Regions from separate parts of the Homo sapiens genome. Here region 2 is linked to region 1. The links are chromatin loops, found by intact Hi-C in ENCODE. Cell type or tissue: CD14-positive monocyte. All regions are shown on one strand. Links, peaks and the distances in the headings refer to the core of each region. The heading gives the core; the rest is flanking DNA.

Evidence for each region. Hi-C counts contacts between places; a loop is a spot of excess contacts. Peaks named below come from ENCODE experiments on the same cell type or tissue, not always from the same donor. Only the 100,000 strongest peaks of a DNase experiment are listed, where the experiment ranks them.
Region 2: a loop joins it to region 1, with 2.5 times the contacts of the local background. A loop is called at or near these places in 4 of 110 quality-filtered maps.

What each region holds. Positions count from the first base shown.
Region 1 is chr10:47,284,786-47,289,173 of GRCh38, forward strand. No RefSeq gene overlaps it. Among named protein-coding and RNA genes, the nearest start is that of GDF10, 13 kb to the right of the region's middle. In CD14-positive monocyte, for the core only: no CTCF peak of the experiment used is centred there; no DNase peak of the experiment used is centred there; H3K4me3 peaks cover 787 bases; H3K27ac peaks cover 256 bases.
Region 2 is chr10:47,235,585-47,239,972 of GRCh38, forward strand. No RefSeq gene overlaps it. Among named protein-coding and RNA genes, the nearest start is that of GDF10, 62 kb to the right of the region's middle. In CD14-positive monocyte, for the core only: no CTCF peak of the experiment used is centred there; no DNase peak of the experiment used is centred there.

The DNA.
Region 1 (4,388 bases), core at 263-4,262:
ACACCAAAGCTGTTTTCATTCTGAAGAGGGAGAAAGGGGAGAAGAAAAGAAGGAAGGGAGGGAGAGAGGGAAGAGGAGGAAGGGAGGGAGGAAGAAGGAGGAGGAGGGAGGAAGAAGGAGGAGGAGGGAGGAAGGAAGGAGGAGGAGGGAAGGGGGCGGGAGGGAGGAAGGAGGAGGAGGGAAGGGGGCGGGAGGGAGGAAGGAGGAGGAGGGAAGGGGGTGGGAGGGAGGAAGGAGGAGGAGGGAAGGGGGCGGGAGGGAGGAAGGGAAGGAAGGAAGGGAAGGGAGGGAAGGGGAGGGAGGGCAGGGAGGGAGGCTGACAATGTGGAAGTCCCTACTTTGAGTTTTCCAGAAGGCTAGCTCATCCCTTCCTCTAGGCAGTTTCGTTATCTCAGCCAATTAATCCTTCATTCTCGCTTGTTCAGTTTAGCTTTGGCTTCTATCGTCCATGATGTCTGAGTAAATCATGGAGGAGTAGCAAATCCTGCTAGAATCATAGGAAACTGACAACTGCTCAGAGCTGAGAGTTTCCGGCTGTGAACTTTTCTACCCTCCTGACTCATGATCGGGGCTCAGAAGGGAGGCCAGAGGAAAGAAGGCAGTGGAGGGGCTTCATGCCATCGAGGGCATCACCCCCATGTGTCATGGTCCCCTTCCTCCCCTCCCATGGTCCTGGAGCAAATTCCCTAACTCTCCAGACACCTTCCATGGGACAGACTCTCATCAGCCACTGTCCCCCCATGAGCCTGGGGCAGAAGACAGCCACCTGCAGGACAGCTCTGCACAGGGCTGTCTGGAGCAAGTCCCATTCCTAAGGGGAAGGAAAGGGCTGTGGAGGCAGGGGGGCTTCTGAGAGGGCTCCTGAGGGAGACAAACTTGATCCTGGGACTCTTGCAGGTGGAGAAAATCAAGGGTGGGTCTGGGGGATGACATGTCAGGCTGAGAGAACGGCTGAGGAGGCCTGTCCTTGGGAGGAAGGAGTATGTGGGCAGGAAATGAGAAGACACGCAGGGGCCTGGAAGAGAGGTGTGAAGGAGGGGCAGGGACCATGTGTTGGTGTCTGACACAGGCATCATGCCACGGAAAGGAGACAGGTGAGGTCCCACAAGCAGGAGGGTGGCAGGGGCACGTCTGTCATAAGGAAGATTGCCCTGTAGCCTTGAGGAAGGAGCCTGAAGGCAGTGGGCCTGGCATAGCGACCAGCAGCAAGAGAGCATCAAGACCTGGATGAGAAAGTGTCCGTGTGCAGAGCAGGCAGAGGGGGCTCCAAGAGATGAGCTTCACAGGACTGGCAGCCGGCTGGGGATGAGGGGAAAAGAGGGAGGAGCCAGCCATGAACCTTCAGCTCCATGGCACCATCACAGTAGGGGAGCAGGTGCAGAAGGAGAAGCAGAAGATCCCTGGAAGCAAGCTTGGTATCCCAGAGCCACTGGGGAATGCCAGCCTGAGGTCTGAGTGGAGATGCCGGATTGGGAAGTGGATGGAGACGTTCTGAAAGAGAAGGCCCAGAATAAGCAGAGAATCCTGAGCTCAGAACTTAGCAAGAAATGGAGCTGTCAGCCCAAGAGTCCAGAACTGAACCCTGCCCATAGCCTCGAGGGCTTTGAAGCCGGTGCAAGATAAGGGAGATTTCAGCCTGCACCTTGACTGCAGCCTTGAGAAAGACCCTGAGCTCAACCACAGCTGAACCACTGACCTACAGAAGCTGTGAGATAGAACCTGTGTATTGTTTTGAGCCATAATAAGTTTGGGGATAATTTGTAACTAAAACACCTTCCCTCTTCTCTCATCTTCATCTCTCCTCCTCCTCTTCCTTCCCCTTTTTTTTTCCTGTTTCTCCTCCTCTTCCTGTTTCTCTTTCCCCTCCCTCCTCCTCCTCCTTCTCTTCTTCCTGCTTCTCCACCTCTTTATCCTCTCCTCTGCTGCCTCAGTTCCCTTCAGTTAGACACAGGTGTCTCTGTGTTACAGGGACCTTGGCAGCACCAGCCCGGTCTGGCCACCTGACATTCCACCTCAGCAAACTGAAGAGCGGGGCTGTCACCACCAAGTCTGCTTAGAAGAATCCTGTGGAACAATGACTAACCCAACTTAGGATTTCTCCTGGGATTCACTGTGGCTGGGGGAAGTGTTAGGACTGGCATACACCAACCCCCTGGCATGGCACTTAGGCAGCCTCTCAGACAGGCAGCTCCACTGAGCCTCATGTGTGGTTTGGGGGAAGCCTTCTTCCACAGAAAGGAGAGAGCTGTTTCAAAAAGAAGGCAGGAAGCCATGCAGGCAGACAAAACAGCTAGCGAAGGGTGGAGTAGCAGGGTGGAGGGTAGGGTAGAGGAGACTGGGGCAAGGGGCCAGGCCATCAGAGTGCCCAAGGCAGAGCTCCAGGATGAAGGGCTGCCTGGGGCAGAGGGGAGAGCTGCTATGTCCCAGAGCCAGAGGGTGGGTGAGAAGAGGGAGGGTACATTCCACCTGCCACTCAGACCCCATGGGGAGGCGGCAGGGTGGGGAGATCCACTGATAGCTGAAGTCACCAAAGAAAGAGGAGATTGTGATGCCTTCCAGGTCATGGAGTGGGCACTGCGCTGGCTGGCACCAAAAGCATGGCTGAGGAGGCCAGGCTCAGAGGGGTTCCCAGACGTGCTCCACTCTAAGTGACCTTGGGCAGTCCCCGGTCTGTTCATTGTCTGCACCATGTGAGGTAAGGGGCAACTCGAGGGCTGCAGCAGCTGCCAACCCTTCCCTGCACTGGCAGCCTCATCTCCCCAGGTGGAAAGCGCCTGTAAATCTCAGGAGCCAGTGGGCGGGGTGCCCTGCAGGCTTTCATACTCGCTCGGCCAATGTCTGCAGGCTGCCGTGCCAGTTTCCTAACGCTGCATAATACACGTCCACAAGTTTAGCAGCTTAAAACAGCACACATGTGTTATCTCACAACTTCCACGAGCCCGGAGTCTGGTCACAGCTTGGCTGGGCTCTCCAGTCAGGTTCCCACATGGCTGCCATCCAGATATTCTCCAGGCTGCAGACCTTTCCGGAGCCCAAGTCCTCCCTCTCCCAAGCCCCTAGCAGCTGTAGTATGAGGGCCCCACTTTCCTCTGGGCTGTCATCAGGGATGGCTCCAGCTCCTAGAGGCCTATGACAGGACCCTTCGTCAGGACATGGCCAGCATGGGAGCCCTCTCTTCATAAAGGGCCCAGGCCACCATTCAAGGGCTGTCACCGGATTAAGGCAGGCCCACCCAGGATAATCTCCCTTTTCATTCCATCAAAATCAGCGGTTTGGGGCCTTCAATTAGATACACACAAAATCGCATGACCTCTGCCATATAACACAAGTGAATCCCAGGAGTGACATGCGTCATATTCAAAGGCCCCACCCCAACTCAGGATGGAATTGCTATGGGCAAATGCACCAGGAGCAGAATTCTGGGGACCACTTTAAAATCCTGCCCCCAAACCTCCCTGTGTCTCAGCCCACACTGGGTCCTGGAGCAACAACAGGGAGTAAGAAAGACTTAGCGCTCAAGGCCCTTGCTGGCCTGATGCAGATGAGACGTGGAGAAAGATTGTTCCACACAGTGGGACGTATCTTACAGGAAGACATGACTATCTCTGAAACGCAGGGGCCAGGACCTTTGCAAAGAATGGAGTCTTGGGGCTGGTTTTTGCAGGACGCTTATTCACCTGAGTCAGAGGGGCTCCCAGGCAGGAGAAATTGCTGGTGTAGGCATTGCCCAAGTCGCCATCCTTCAGTGAACCACCTTCACCATGCCTGCCATCGTTATCATTTACTTAGCTGTTTTTTAAAAAACCCACTCACTCCGTTTTACTTAAATTTATTTTAAACAGAATCTTTAAATCTCAAGTATAAATGGAAAACCAGCATTCCTTGTTATAAATAGAAGTTAACCATAAAAATAAATAAAAGAAACATGGGCTTATGAATTTCTTATGAACCTGCCAGCTGCTTTTCCTGTGAACAAGGGGAATCAGGAAGTGTGAGAGAGATGTTAGAGAAATACCAGAAGAAGAATGATATTTTTCAGAAAGGTGGAAAGGGAATAAGGAAGTAAGCAGTTGTCATGTTGGGACACATGGCCACTCTAGGTGCCTGGGTCCTGCCATCTCATGTGCAGCACCCCAGAACCAGGCTCAGGGGTGGCAAAATGAGTGTGGCGGGTTTATGAGGCCAGAACCTAGGAACGTCACCACCCGGAAGGGGTGAGAGAGGCTGCTGGACAGAGGGGGAAGTTGACTGGAATGCGATTACAACGGGGGCTGTGGCTGTTCCCACAGGTAGCTCTGGAGTTGGGATGGTCCCTCAGTGTTGTCCCAAATTGAGACTAGGGAGCCCAGACTTTTTTGTACAGCCGTGTGGTCCCAGCTGGGAGATGC
Region 2 (4,388 bases), core at 299-4,298, 49 kb before region 1:
GTGCAGGCTTTTTGGAAAACAGTCCAGCAGTCCCTCAAAATATTAAACATAGAATTACCCCATGACTCAGCAATGCTATTCCTAGGCATACAGTCAAGAGAAATGACAACATATGTGCACACAAAAATTTGAATATGGATAGACATAATAGCATTATTCAGAACAGCCAAAAAGTGGAAACAAACCAAGTATGCATCAATAGATGAATGGATTAAAAACGTGGTATATCCATACAATAAAATATTCAGCTATAAAAATAATGAGGTACTGATACATATTACAACATGGATGAACCTTGAAAATAGTACACCAAGTGAAGACATCCAGGCACAAAAGGCCTCATATTGCAGAATTCCACTTATAGAAAATGTCCAGAATAAGCAATTCCATAGAGACAAAAATAGATTAGATTGTCAGTGGAGTGGGGAGGGGGCAATGGAGAGTGAATGCTAATGGGTATGGGGTTTCATTCTGAGGTGATAAAAATATTCTGGAATTATATAGGAATGATACTTGTAGAACATTGTAAACATACTATGAACCACTGAATTGCACACTAAAAGAATGAATTTCATGAATGTGTGAATTGTATATATATGACACCAAAAAACTCAAAGAAGCAATCTATGCACTTAAGGATCAAACAAAGAGAAATGACTGTGACTTCATATGGACCTGATGTATTTTCTTTTCCCTGAACTTCTCATCGGAGAATTTTCATGTCTACTCCAAGTTCCTCTATAGGAGAATATTAGGTTAAGATCTACATCTGATGATAATTACCTTGGCAATCCTGTGCCCCAGGGGTTGGAGCAAAGAGAGGCTAGAGACAGTGAAAACAATAGAAAAGAAATGGATACAGGAAATAAAGAACCAAGAACTAGGATGGCTATAATAAAAAAAGACAATTAATAATAAGACTTCCCAGGATTGGGTAGTTGCTTTGACAATAGGATAGCAGGACACATGGAAACAAGGGACCAAGTTGTCTGAGGAGCATTTCAGGATATATTGATGGCAAGCAAACCGCTGCAGGGACCAGGGGGTCTGCCTGGACATGACCCCAGAACCCTCAGGGCACTGGGAGGCCATGCTTAACAGTCTGAAGTAGTGAACCAGATGAGCCCCATTGGCCATTTTGGCTCCACAGTGAGTTTAACAAGGAGAAGTAAAGGTCTCCAGATCACCCCAATATTAGCCCCTCTCTTTCTACCTGTGGAAGCTGGTCTCTAAAGATGGCTCCCTAATGAACCATGTTTCCCAATATTCACATCCTCATTTAATCCACAATAAGCATGACATCAGATAAGAAGTACAACTCTTCTGAAGCCACCATGATGTGAGGAAGCTCAGGCTACCCACACAAAGAGGTCATCTGTAGAGAAAGATTCCCAGCCAGCCAAGTTGGCCAGCCATCTCAGTCTGGGCACTTGGCATGAGAGAGAAAATGCTGTCTTGAGTGTCCAGCCTAGGCGAGATTTCGAATGACTCTAGTCCTAGGTGACATCTGATTGCTGAGTCCCGTAAACCCTCAGGATTGTGAAAGAGCATGATAAATTATTTTGAGTGTCTAAGTTTTGGGGTAGTTTATCACACAGAAATACATGAAACATTAACTCAAGAAGCCATATGAGGCCACCCTCTCTGCAGACACAGGGACCACTTCTCTGGATTGGAGCAAGAGGAGAGTGTCACCTCTGCCCCCGGCCCTCACTGGCTTTAGTAGTTCTGCCAGATGTGGATACCAAGGATACCAACCTCTCCCCACTTTACTCTTGCCCACGGAAGTCAGAGAGGTTCCAAACAGCTCTTCCAGGCACGGAGCCCTGGAGCCTCCTGGGGTTGCCTGCTGCTGACTGCTAGTTTCCCTGGCAGTACCCAGTGATATGGGCAATGACCAGGGCCCTGCCATGTGTTTCCTGGCTGAGTCTCCCTTTCTCCACCCCGGACCTCTGAAATGTCCTGCTGCTGCCCATCCCAGGCATGGTGAGGCTTCCCCGAGGGAACCTGGGAAAGATCTAGAAAGGGCAGGGGCTCAAGGAATCCATGCCAGCAAACCCCCAGGCCATACTGGAGCCCACCTTGTGCGGTGACTCTCCCTGGTGTTGACTTAGGGCTCTGTGTACTTTATATTTTATGACTGGTGGCCCAGGGCAGAAGCTGCAAATAGTGTCTAGGCTGGCAACAGGGGGCAGCACTTCCTGGGCTGCCATCCAGGGGAGGGAAATCATGTGTCAGGGGTTTAATTCTTCTGTATGGTGTCAGTTTTCTCCTCCTCCTCCTCCTCCTCTTATATCAGGGTCGAAACAGAGCTTGATCCTTGGGGTGAAATTCCATTCTTACCCCCATGCCCAGCCCTTTTGTAAGACACACAAGCTCACTCCGTGGATGAAGCACTTTAACCCCATCAGGGGCACCGTGTGGCTTTTCACGGAAGTGACCAGTGTGCTCCCTGAGTTTGAGGGCCAGGGCTCCATAACAGTACCAGGATGTGACAGTGAGACAGGGGTCAGCCATGGACATTGCTGGTGTTTGGGCCCACAGTTTCCAGACTGGCTGGCACATTCAAGGGACTCCAGCCAGTGTTACCGATGGTTGTCACCTGTGTTGAGTGTAATACTAGCCAAGACCACCCCCAGATGGTTCAGAGTTGGAGGAGGTAGGGTAGGGGCTTGGGCAGGAAATGGTAAGTACAGTTTATTAATGAAACCTGTTTTAAAATATCCACTCACTCATTAAATATCACACACACACACACACACACACACACACACACACACTCCTGAATGATTTGAGTACATTTAGGCAAAACAGGATTACTTTTCATGTTTCAACAGCTGAAGATTGGGGCAGTTGTGGTTCCACACATAACTGCAGCCTCCGGGCTTGCCCTGGGCTAGGGATCTGACCAGCAGCTCACCCTTGACCTGTGCTCCCCTTGGACCAGTGGCCTGAAAAGGAGCTGCCCAGTGACAGCCAGCAAGGAGGCCATGGGGCCAGCTGGAATTGGCCTTCTTGTCTGCCCCCAGGCCATTCCCAGAGCCCACTCTGCACCACCCAGGAAGGTTTTGCTTTCTCCAACTCCTTTCCTTGCTCCCCAGTCCTGGCTCCAATTCCACACTAAGGATGGAAAAACGGAGTCACATGGAAGTGAAGCCATTTAACTGGGCATTCAGCAAACAGCAAGAGAGCCAGGTCAGAACCCAGGAGGAGATCTGTTGCCCAGAGGCATGAAGAGGGCTTGGGGATGCTGGCAAAGCCTGGGACAGGGCACATTAATACATGGAGGGTGTCACCTGCGAGGATGGGTGGGCTTGAGCTGGGGCAAATGGCAGAAAACTCGTGTCGTGTGAGCAAAGTCACTTGACTGCTTCAAGCCTGTCTCTTCACCTTTAACACAGGCAGGTAAAGAATATTCTGCTTCTCACTAACCTCTTGCTTACTCGCTGGCAAATCATGTAGATGTGAAAAATGTTTTGCGAAGTGCATTTGGGAAATAGCCTCACCATTATCACTGCTGCCAACAGCAATACCAGATAGAGCCTGAAGAAAACCCTCAACCCTGCCTTCCACACTCTACCTGGCAAGTCCAGCAAGAGACAGATGCCAGGTGCTGCCCTCTTGTCCTTGCCTCTCCTGTGCATGCACAACTAACTCCTCACGTCAAGAGGTGGCATCTAATCTTTGCCCCCTTAAAAATGGGCTGACCTCATTAACTTCCTGGCTAATACAGTGCGATGGAAGTAACATTCTAGGACATCTGAGGCTGAGTTGAAAGAAGCCTTATAGCTTCCACCTGGGCCTCTTGCCAGCTCACCCTTGGGATGTTCTCTGGGCCTCTTGCTTCCACGTTGTGGGAAGCCCAAGCCACACTGAGAGACCACAGATAGGTGTTGACATGCCAGTTGAGTATCCAGCCAAAGGCCAGCATCAGCAGCCATCTGTGTCTTGCCTAGCAGAGCCCTCACATACTGTAGCCCAGGCACCCTATGACTGCAACTGCATGAGGACTCTTAACACAAACCACCCAGCTGAGCCCAGTCAATACAAAACATAACCAGGAGAAATAATCATAAGTTGTTTCTTCAAGCCACTAAGTTTTGGAGTAGAATGTTTAACTGAAACAGCTCTTCACAGACCTGCAGGCACCTGAACCCCCTGGTTCTCCTGCCTGAGACCCTACACTTTGAACAGCTTCATCTTCTTCCTAGTGTGGCCTTCTCTCTCATCCTGTCCCTTGGTATCATCATTCCCTACTTTCTGCTGTTAATAAGCCCAGGGTCACTCTCAATTTAAGGCTTTTCCTACAGGTTCCCTACAGGGACGAAGATGAGACAACAGAGCGACAAACACAGGAAAGTGACTTCAGGTGGGGCTCTGCACATGCC